Regions from separate parts of the Homo sapiens genome. Here region 2 is linked to region 1. The links are chromatin loops, found by intact Hi-C in ENCODE. Cell type or tissue: mammary epithelial cell. All regions are shown on one strand. Each heading gives the region's core, and the rest is flanking DNA. Links, peaks and the distances in the headings are about the cores only.

The links. Hi-C counts contacts between places; a loop is a spot of excess contacts. Peaks named below come from ENCODE experiments on the same cell type or tissue, not always from the same donor. Only the 100,000 strongest peaks of a DNase experiment are listed, where the experiment ranks them.
Region 2: it touches region 1 in a loop (7-fold over the local background); 26 of 110 quality-filtered maps call a loop at or near these places.

Annotation. Positions count from the first base shown.
Region 1 is chr15:70,972,875-70,975,374 of GRCh38, reverse strand. The region is part of intron 9 of LRRC49 (leucine rich repeat containing 49); the gene reads right to left. Among named protein-coding and RNA genes, the nearest start is that of LRRC49, 81 kb to the right of the region's middle. In mammary epithelial cell, for the core only: a CTCF peak has its summit at 1,177 (motif pointing left); no DNase peak of the experiment used is centred there.
Region 2 is chr15:71,437,127-71,445,665 of GRCh38, reverse strand. The region is part of intron 7 of THSD4 (thrombospondin type 1 domain containing 4); the gene reads right to left. Among named protein-coding and RNA genes, the nearest start is that of THSD4-AS2, 250 kb to the left of the region's middle. In mammary epithelial cell, for the core only: a CTCF peak has its summit at 4,980 (motif pointing right); no DNase peak of the experiment used is centred there; H3K27ac peaks cover 1,079 bases.

The DNA.
Region 1 (2,500 bases), core at 1-2,500:
AAAATGCTGCCTTAGAAATAAAAAGGAAAATTCTGCCTCCCAGAATTTTCTATATAAGGGTCCTTGTTCTAGCCCCTCAACATGTGTCTGTTCTCTCTTTTTTTGAATAGTTGTGAAAACAGGTGAAGATCACTGGGATATCTTCCTTATGTCTTCTCCTTTGTCAACTAATCATGTCAGATTCTTTGGAAATGCTCTAGTTTATTGTCTGCCCTCTAAAACTAGTAATAGTTCAGGTGTAATCTGACCACTGTAGAAAAAAATGGGATGGGACTGTCTCCATTGTCTGAATTCTCTTTTTCTATAAATGAATATTGTTTTAAGCCATATTAACTTTTAATAATCACATCTCATAATTAATTGAACTTGAATTTAGCAATTCCAAGTCACTTTAACACACGCTGCTAAGTCTAATCTTGTATAATACTGAATTTGTGCTAAGAATTGTTTTGCTTGATTGTTGTTATGGAATAAAGTCCAGGATGTTCAATTCATCTATTTTTTATGTTGTTAAATTCTGCTTACTTTTCTAGACTAGGCATAAACAAACTTTTTCTGTAGAGGGTCAGATAGTATGGTAAATATTTTAGGCTTTGTGAGCTGTATGTGATCTCTATCTCATATCCTTCTTTGTTGTTCTTTTTTTTTTTTTTTACAATGCTTTGAAAACATAAAAGCCATTATTAGCTTGAGAGCTGTACAAAAAGCAGGCTGCCAGATGGATCTAGCCCATAGGCTGTAGTTTGCCAAACCCTGTTCTAGACTATGGAGATACTTTTGGATTCTCATTTGATCAACCAATATACCAAGAACTCTAATTTCTCTAGTTTCTGTCATTCACATACTTTACCAGAATAACAAATATTTTCTCCTAGACATTAATAAAAATGTGAATAGAATGGACTGGAGGAAAAAAGCCTCATGGCATGCCAGTACAGATTTCTCTAAAGGCTGGCATTAATCCATTACTTCATGTTCTGTAAGTATACTTGAATCAAAAATCTACATAACCATGTCATACAATTTACTCAAAATGATGCCATAAAAGACTTTGCCAAATGCTTTGCTTAAATACCAAAACACTGTCTATAGCACTCCTCTAACAAGGTCTATTTGTAATTTCTAGGTCAGGAAACTAATTCTTTTCTGGCATGAATTGTTTTTTAGTGAGCTAATGCTGCCTCCTAGTGACCAATTCCTAAGTACTCACAAACCATCTTTTTATTTTATTTTATTATTTTATTTTTTTGAGACAGAGTCCCCTTCTGTTGCCAGGCTGGAGTGCAGTGGCGCGATCTCGGCTCACCGCAACCTCCAACTCCCTGGTTCAAGTGATTCTCCAGCCTCAGCCTCCCGAGTAGCTGGGATTACAGGCACGCACCACCATGCCCAGCTAATTTTTGTATTTTTAGTACAGATGGGGTTTCACCATGTTGGCTAGGATGGTCTCAATCTCCTGACCTTGTGATCCGCCCACCTCAACCTCCCAAAGTACTGGGATTACAGGAGTAAGCCACCGCACTGGGCCACAAACCATCTTTTAATAATGCAATTTAAATTTATTTCAGAATCAACATCAAGTTGACTGTCACAATTTGTGGAATTTATATTCTGTACTTTTGACATTAAAAAAACCACAGTGCCACAAAGTCACTGTAGCCAGACTGACTGCCTCTCTAGATTCCTCTTCTCTAAGCTCAGCAACTCTGAAAGAAAGGCAGCAGCCCCACTCAGAGCTTATAGATAAAACTCCCATCTCCCTGGGACAGAGCACCTGGGGGAAGTGGCGGTTGTGGGCACAGCTTCAGCAGACATAAATGTTCCTGCCTGCCAGCTCTGAAGAGAGCAGCGGATCTCCCAGCAGAGTGCTCGAGCTCTGCTAAGGGACAGACTGCCTCCTCAAGTGGGTCCCTGACCCCCCTGCCTTCTGATGGGGAGATACCTCCCAGCAGGTGTTGACAGACACTTCATACAGGAGAGCTCCAACTGGCATCTGGCGGGTGCCCCTCTGGGATGAAGCTTCCAGAGGAAAGAGCAGGCAGCAATGTTTTGCTGTTCTGCAGCATCTGCTGGTGACACCCAGGCAAACAGGGTGTGGAGTGGACCCCCAGCAAACTCCAGCAGACCTGCAGAAGAGGGGCCTGACTGTTAGAAGGGAAAAAACAGAAAGCAATAGCATCAACATCAACAAAAAGGATAACTACGCAAAAACTCCATCCAAAGGTCACCAACAGCAAAGACCAAAGGTGGATAAATCCACGAAGATGAGGAAAAACCAGCACAAAAAGGTTGAAAATTCCAAAAACCAGAATGCCACTTCTCCAAAGGATCACAACTCCTCACCAGCAAGGGAACAAAACTGGATGGAGAATGAGTTTGACGAATTGACAGAAGTAGGCTTCAGAAGGTGGGTAGTAACAAACTCCTCCAGGCTAAAGGAGCATGTTCTAACCCAATGGAATGAAGCTAAGAACCCTGAAAAAAGGTTACAGGAACTGCT
Region 2 (8,539 bases), core at 3,594-6,093, 470 kb before region 1:
GAAATGATGGGAAGGATCATCTGAGAAAACAGAGAACCTCCTGTCAATCAAGATGACGGGGAACAGAACATTGACTTTGCTGGTGCTTCTGTAAATGTGACACATCTGCACTCTGAGGTTGTGAGATGAGGGGATATCCAGGTAACACCTGGTGAAGAATGAACATATGGTATGATATCAGCAGCTCCAGATGAACAGTGTTGCTCCCATGGTGATCTCATGACTGGTTAAATAATAGATGGATTTGTTCATTTGAACAAACATCTTTTGAGTAAGTATTATGCGCTGACTCACTGTGCTAGATAGTGGAGGATCAAAGATGAGTAAGACAAGGTTTGTTCCTAGTTTAGGATTTTTCTGTGCATCTGTGGGGAGGTAGATACGTAAATCAAAAAGGGCAATAAAGAATGATGGGTGTCTTAAAAGAGGTCTATTTGGGGCACGACAGGGAGAGGAAGCCACCCTCTCTGGGGACCAAGAGTAACAGCACTATAGAAGAAATGACACCGAAGCTGTGTCTTGCCAGGTGAACAGCTATTTGCCATGTGTACAGATAGGAAAAGGTATTCCCCATAGAAAAACAAGTAGGGACAGAGCCCAGAGGCATGGCCTATTCAGAGAGCTGTACGTGGTTTGGTATGGTTGGAATGTTTGCTTTAAGAATGGAGAGGTAGGCAGGGGCTAGATCATGGAACATACTGAATGCCATGCTAAGGAATTTGGACTTTTATCTGTGGACAATGGGGAGAGGTAGAGTGGGCACAGAGGCAGGGGAATAATTTATATTTTAGAATCCCTCTGACGGTAAAATGAAAGCTCACCTGAAAAAGAATAAGAAAAGGAAGGAAGACTAGTTAGTAGACCACTGCAATGGTCCAAAGAAGATGATGTGAAATGAAGCTCTTCTGAGACTTCAAGAATAAATAGAACTGGGTCACCAATGATCATGGAGAGGTGGGAATGAAGAAGGCATCCAGCTGGTCTGTCATGGGGACTCATTGAGTGGAGGTGTCACTCACCAAAATCAGAAACCCAAGAGCGTGCACAAGGGAGGAAGAAAATATAATGAGCTCAGGTTTAGTCACGTGCAGCGTGAGGTGCTGTGAGATGTGTGGGTAGAAATGGAAAGCAGTGAATTAGCAGATGAGTCTGGTGCTCAGGAGAGAGGCATGGGCTACAGACGACACATGGATTCTCTTGGTATATTTCTGTCTTCTGACTAAGAGTTACATTGACATGTGACTGGACAAGATTAACAATGACACCAGTGGCTGTAGAAGAGACGGCATCAGTCTGGGACTCTTCAGGTGGACCCCATGCTTTAGAATTCTCCACTGAGTTCTTCAGAATTTGTGATTTGCAATATCTTAGATGGAAGGGATCTAGCAGTGATCCTGTCCAAATCTGCACTTAGTGTAAACATCCCTTTTTGGCACCAGTTTCTCCAGCTTACCAGTTTGTCCACACTCAACCCAAATACCTCTCTGCGTGCCTGTCCACCCAGCAACCCACCATTCATCATGCATTTATTAAGCACTTGCACCGTTTTAACAGGGAAGGTGTTATAACAAGGAATAGGCCATTCATTGTGGGGAAGTTCTAGTTCTTAGGAACTTTTTTTTAAATGCAGACAAAAGGTCTATTAGATCAGAAAGGACCACCTCAGCCTTGGATAACCATGAGACAGACAGATTTTCCACTGAGAAGCAGCACCTATGCTTTAGCAGTGTGGCTGTCTTTACTTCTAGGATTTGCCTCAGGGCCTTTCTTAAAATGAAATGAGATAACATAAAACAGAAGCATTTGAAGAGTATTTGTTATGCACCTTTGCTTTAGTTTTGAAATTCTATTTTCCCATTGTGCTTTCATTCAATATAGAGCTTAACAGCTGAAGCAATGTATGTTGTAGAGGGAATGGGGTCAGGATACAGCTTTGAACATGCACCTTTTATGCTTTTCAAAAAGCGCAACGTGGAAATTTTTTAACGAGTGATCTGGGATGCTGCGGTTCTGCAAATGCCCAGCAGGGGGACCTGGAAGGGACAACATACAGGTTTGCTGTGTTTTTTGTTTTGTTTTGCCTCTGAACTTAACATGTATTTTCAAAGGGCTGTTTCAATGCTTCCTCTTTGCAAAATTCGATGTTCTCCCTCCTTACTCTAAATTCAGAAATACACTGTAGCTTCCAAACAACATCAGGTGGGGTGCTCATATATACATAGAGAGAGAGAGGGATCTGTTTTTCTTTTAATTACAGGTTGGACATCAGTCGATAGAAGCCAAGTTGGGTAAAAAGACCTGCAGAGAGAAAGGATAGCTTCACCTTTCGGTCACAAACAGCATTTATGAGCAACCAGAGCAACCCAGGGAGGCCAGAGAAGGGGAGAGCCTAGGCCAATCTCCCTAAAAAGGAATGCTTTGAATGTAAAAAGAAAAATCCTTAACATTTTTCCTCCTCCAACTTTGTATTTGGAAAGATTTCACACCTAAAGAAAAAGTTGCAAGAATAGTTCAACCAACATTCATGTACCCTTCACCTAGATTCAGTGAACATTTTGCCACACTTGTTTCACTGTCTCTCTGCTCCCCTCTTTCTCCCCCTTTCTCTTGTATTTTTAGTGTATTCATAATTCTTTCAACATTTCTTAAGTACCTAATCTTCCTGGGTCTGCCCTCAAGGGGCTCATGGTTTATCGGAGGGTTCGATGCATAAACAGTCTAGCAAGAACAAGAAGGTGTCAAGCACAAGGGACTATGGGGACTGGAAACACAGTAAAAGGAGCAACGATGCCTGCCAGAATCAGAGATTGCTCTACCAAAGGTGACCTATGTGGGTACATAAGGGAAGAAAAAGATTTCCAGGCAGAGGGAACAGCCTATACCAAAGCAAAGAGGAAGCAGAGTCATGTGTCTGAGTTTTGTTTGTCCTGTTTTGAAACTTCTGCTTTCATCTCCTCCCTTCATATATATATATATATATATATATATATATATATATATATATACACACACACACACACATATACACACACATACATATATATATACACACACACACACACACATATATATATATATATATATATTTTTTTTTTTTGAGATGGAGTTTTGCTCTGTTGCCCAGGCTGGAGTGTAGTGGTGTGGTCTCGGCTCGCTGCAACCTCTGCCTCCCGGGTTCAAGCGATTCTTCTGCCTCAGCCTCCCAAGTAGCTGGGATTACAGGTATGTGCCACCACGCCCAGCTAATTTTTGTATTTTTAGTAGAGACAGGGTTTCACCATGTTGGCCAGGCTGGTCTTGAACTCCTGACCTCAGGTGATCTGCCTGGCTTGGCCTCCCAAAGTGCTGGGATTACAGGTGGGAGCCACTGCACTCGGCCTCATCTCCTTCCTTTGGATAGCAACAAGGGGCTGGGTGCGGTGGCTCATGTCTGTAATCCCAGCACTTTGGGAGGCTGAGGTGGGTGGATCACGAGGTCAGGAGATGGAGACCATCATGGCCAACACAGTGAAACCCCATCTCTGCTAAAATACAAAAAAATTAGCTGGGTATGGTGGTGCATGCCTGTAGTCCCCACTACTCAGGAGGCTTAGGCAGGGGGATCGCTTGAACCCGGGAGGCGGAGATTGCCGTGTGCCAAGATGGCGCCACTTCACTCCAGCCTGGTGACAGAGCAAGACTCTGTCTCAAAAAAACAAAACAAAACAAAACAAAAAAGATAGCAACAAGGGCTACCATTTAGCTACTGCATGCTTACTAAGCTGTGCCAGGCATTGTCTAGGGCTCTTTTATGCACCGTCTCATTGAATCCTCACAAACCTGCGGGGTCAGTACTGCTCTCATCCCCGCTTTACTAAAGTGGAAAATGAGGCTCAGAAAAGTTAGGAACTTAATAAAGGAGATCCAGCTCCTGAGAGGCAGGGTAGTAAGTCCTACTGCATGTTACTATATCTTCTTAAAGTTCTACAGGTGAGGCTGGACATGGTGGCTCACGCCTGTAATGCCAGCACTTTGTGAGGCCAAGGCGGGCAGATTACGAGGTCAGCAGTTCGAGACCAGCCTGGCCAACATAGTGAAACCCCGTCTCTACTAAAAATACAAAAATTAGCTGGTGTGGTGGCGCACACCTGTAGTCCCAGCTACTCCTGAGGCTGAGGCAGGAGTATTGCTTAAAAAAAAAAAAACCCCAGGGGGCAGATTTTGCACCACTGCACTCCAGCCTGGGCAAAAGAGCAAGACTCCATCTCAAAAAAAAAAAAAAAAAAAAATTCTACAGGTGAAACTCTCCAAGGACACTGAGGCTTTCTTCCATCCCTCTCTCCCGAACCCTGTTGCCCACTGATCCCAATATCCAGTTACAATATCCTGGACAATTTCTGCACCTGGTCACTGCCTGTCTTTGCTACCCCCAGACATCAAGATCCATGCAAATGACTTCCCAGACACATCCCCGCATCACCATCACCATTACCCATCACCAGCACTGCTATTTATTATTCACAATGCACCCTGCACTGAACCCAGATCATTATACATGAAACATCTCATTTAATTCCCCCAGAATTTTATGATGTGGACTCAGTATCTCAAATTTATAGATAAGAGGACTGTGTCTCTGAGAAATTTTATGACTTGCTTAAGATAATCTGACTAGTGAATTTATACACACTCCTGGTCTGAGAAGAGCCAAAGAAGGACTGAACTAAACAACAACAAAAAAACAGATTCAGAACTGAGTCTGAAGAGCAGTTCACTTTGCATGTCCATACATAATTGCTCCCAAGTGTAATTTACAGTTCTTGATGTTATCATCAAGGAGCAATTACCCTTCTAATTCAAACTGTCCCCAGTTATTGCCCCAATGACTCCACTTCCATTTTTGTATTTTGGCCTTTTTGGTGCATTGCCAGCCCTGAATTAAACAGTAATTTATGCTGGTTTCCCTATGAGCTGCTTTTGAGAAAGATATGTAATTTTAGTACTGAACACTAGATGTCACGATCAACCAGTTCAAGAAAAAGTCATCATCAAGCAGTATTACAAGTCTCACGTTTACTTGTGCTATATGATCTATAAAAGCAGGAACACGGCAATAAGGCATAGACTTTCATTTAAAAAATATTGGATGGTCTCTAGCCTCATTCTGAGGGGGATTATATATCTATCCAAAAATAGAAAGAGTTTATCTTTCCCTAAACAAGAAATAATAGCATGAGTACACCAAACATTACTGAAACACCATGCATTGTATTTTATTTATATCATATATTTGAAATTTCATATTGTATGTGTGAAGTATTTAAATTAGGCCTTTAGAAACTGACTTGAAACTCAAAGGATATAAAAATCCTTCATCCACAAGAAGTTCATCATAGCTCTCACAAGGGAGACAAAGCTTATATTGAGGTTTTGTTAAGCAGTTTTGAGGAAATGAGATTAGTATTTGGAAAGCAAATGTTGGAATCCAAAATCTTTGTTCATGCATGATCATATTCAGTCCATTTAAATGACAATCATGGCTGTCACTGATCTCCCTTCCTTAGTCCATTTGGGTGAATGTGGAGGTGGGATGGAAAAAAAAAATCTTTTTGGCTGGCAGCACTCAAGATTTGGTTAGGAAACTAGGTTCAGAATATTCTTTTTTTATTATTATTATACTTTAAGTTCTGGGGTACATGTGCAGAACATGCAGTTTTGTTACATAGGTATACACATGCCATGGTGGTTTGCTGCACCCATCAACCCGTCACCTACATTAGGTGTTTCTCCTAATGCTATCCCTCTCCTAGCCCCCCACACCCACCAACAGGCCCCAGTATGTGATGTTCCCCTTCCTGTGTCCATGTGTTCTCATTGTTCAACTCCCACTTATGAGTGAGAACATGTGGTGTCTGGTTTTCTGTTCCTGTGTTAGTTTGCTGAGAATGATGGTTTCCAGCTTCGTCCATGTCCCTGCAAAGGACATGAACTCATTCTTTTTTACAGCTGCATAGTATTCCATAGTGTATACGTGCCACATTTTCTTTAACCAGTCTATCACTGATGGACATTTGGGTTGGTTCCAAGTCTTTGCTATTGTGAGTAGTGCTGCAATAAACATAGATGTGCATGTGTCTTTATAGAATGATTTATAATCCTTAGGGTATATACTCAGTAATAGGATGGCTGGGTGAAATGGTATTTCTAGTTCTAGATCCTTGATGAATCATCACACTGTCTTCCACAATGGTTGAACTAATTTACACTCCCACCAACAGTGTAAAAGTGTTCCTATTTCTCCACATCCTCTCCAGCATATTCTTAAGCACTATAATTACTAGCATTTTGCTGGGAATTGTGAAAATAGAACACAAGAAGAGTAAGTAGAAAAAAATAGTAAATTTCAAGCCATTAGAAGATGGATTGATAAACTTTAAAAAATTGCTATGATCCATATGCAATAAAACAAAACTTGTGAAAGATACCGCCTATTTACTGAATGGCAGAAGACGGTTCCTCAAGAGCCGCCTATGGGAGCAGTGATTTGTTTTTCCATGTCAAATCTAGTTTGTCCTAAAAGCAAACAGCTGCCAAAAGCATATTCTGCATTTTTCAATAAATTTTCCAGTTCTCTATTTTTTAATACTTTCCCTCAACTGTCCATGAGATCTTGATCTGGCCTACCGTGGTCTTGTCATTTGGAATGCTTTTCATGATTGTAACTCCTGCCATTCTGCTCCAAAAAGTCATAGAATATTCATTTTTCAATCAAGTAAAAATATATTGTAAACAGGAAGTCTTGTTAAGGTACCTAAATACAGGTGGCTTTTCCAAGTGATGAACAAAGAAAGGTTTCCATTTGAAGTCCATAAATGCATTAGCCCCGAGCAAAGCAAACTTACCTTTCATCACTTCAAACACCTGTGTGTTCTGCTTCTTTTTCGAAATGTATGTTCTAATATTTGTATATGAAAAGACAGAGATTCATAGAATTGAATACAAAGCCAAAAATATACACAAGTAATAAAGAGGGAGCCTCAAAATAGTGGGGGCAAGGTGGACTATTCAATTATGGTTTAGGTAATTGGGTAATTATCCATAATTGGGTAGCCATCTGAAAAAAAGTAAAATTGAACCCATACCTCACACGATACACTAGGATAAATTCCAAATGAATTAATGTAAAAGGTAAAAATGTAAAAACACAGAACCATAAATTGCTGAAAGAAAACAGGATGATTTCTTAATAACTTCAAACTGTAGGTCTTTCTATGACATAAAATCCAGAATCACAAAAGAGAAAATTGCTAAATTTGCCATTTAAAAAATGTGAAACTTCTGCATGGCAAAAATAAACAAAATTTCATAAGCAAAGGCATAAGTTAAAAAAAAAATAAACCCTGCAATTTACACAATAATCTCTTTAATGCATAAAAAGCTCCTACAAGTTAAGAAAAAGATCAGCAACCCAATAGAAAAATGTGCAAAGATTATTAAAAGACAGATCACACAAAAGGAATGTAAGTGGTTCCTGGGCGAGGGTGAGGGCGAGGGCGAGGAGGGCACTGCACAGAGCTGGGACCAGGGTGGGTAGGGGAGGTGCTTAGGGCACGTAAGTGAAGGAGACCTGGAGAACTTAGTAAATGCCTCCTTAAATTCTTCACCCAAGGCACTGCACTCACTTCATCCTAGCCCAGTCCCTGAAGGTTCAGTTCTGAAGCATGTGAAAAGATGCTTGAGCTCACTCAAAATTAGATAAATGCAAATGAAAACTAATAATACTACAGGAGATACCACTTTCCCCTTATCAGACTGGCAAATAGCCAAAAAGTGGATAGCAAACCACTCTCATACATTGCTGATGGATGTGTTAGTTGTTTCAACCACTTCGGAGGGCAATTTGCCACCCACTAGCTATCAAAATCACAAATACATATGAATTCTTGGCTCCCTTTTAAGAATTTATCCAACAGTTATTGCAAACATGTAAAGGGACCCATGTACCAGTATATTAACTGCAGTGCTGGGGCTCAGAAACCAATACCCGAAAATATAGCACTTTAACATGCTGGACTGAAGTAAGCACCTCAAGGTCTCTCTGACCTTACCCTACCTCCACCTCCCTTTAGCCTCTCAATGTTCTGTCTCTCCCAAAGCTGTTCTCTGGAGTTCCCTTATCTTCCTAAAGTCCACACCTGCCAAAGAAGAAAACAATTACCTCTGGTCCTTTCCTTGAGTTTTCATTAACTCATATCGCAGGAAGAAAGACTCAAGCTGTCAATGCCTGGGCAGACTTCTGTCACAAACCATCGTCTTCTATTTTGGTGCCTGATATGGTTTGGATGTGTGTCCCCTCCAAATTGCATTTGGAAACGTGATCCCCAGTGTTGGAGGTAGAGCCTAGTGGCAAGTGTTTGGACCATGGGAGTGGATCGCTCATGAATGGCTTAGCACCATATCCTTGGTGATGAGTTCTCAGTTCATGTGAGATCTGATTGCTTAAAAGAGTCTCCCCCTTTTCTCTCTCGCTGCTGCTCTTGCTATGTGATGTGCCTGCTCC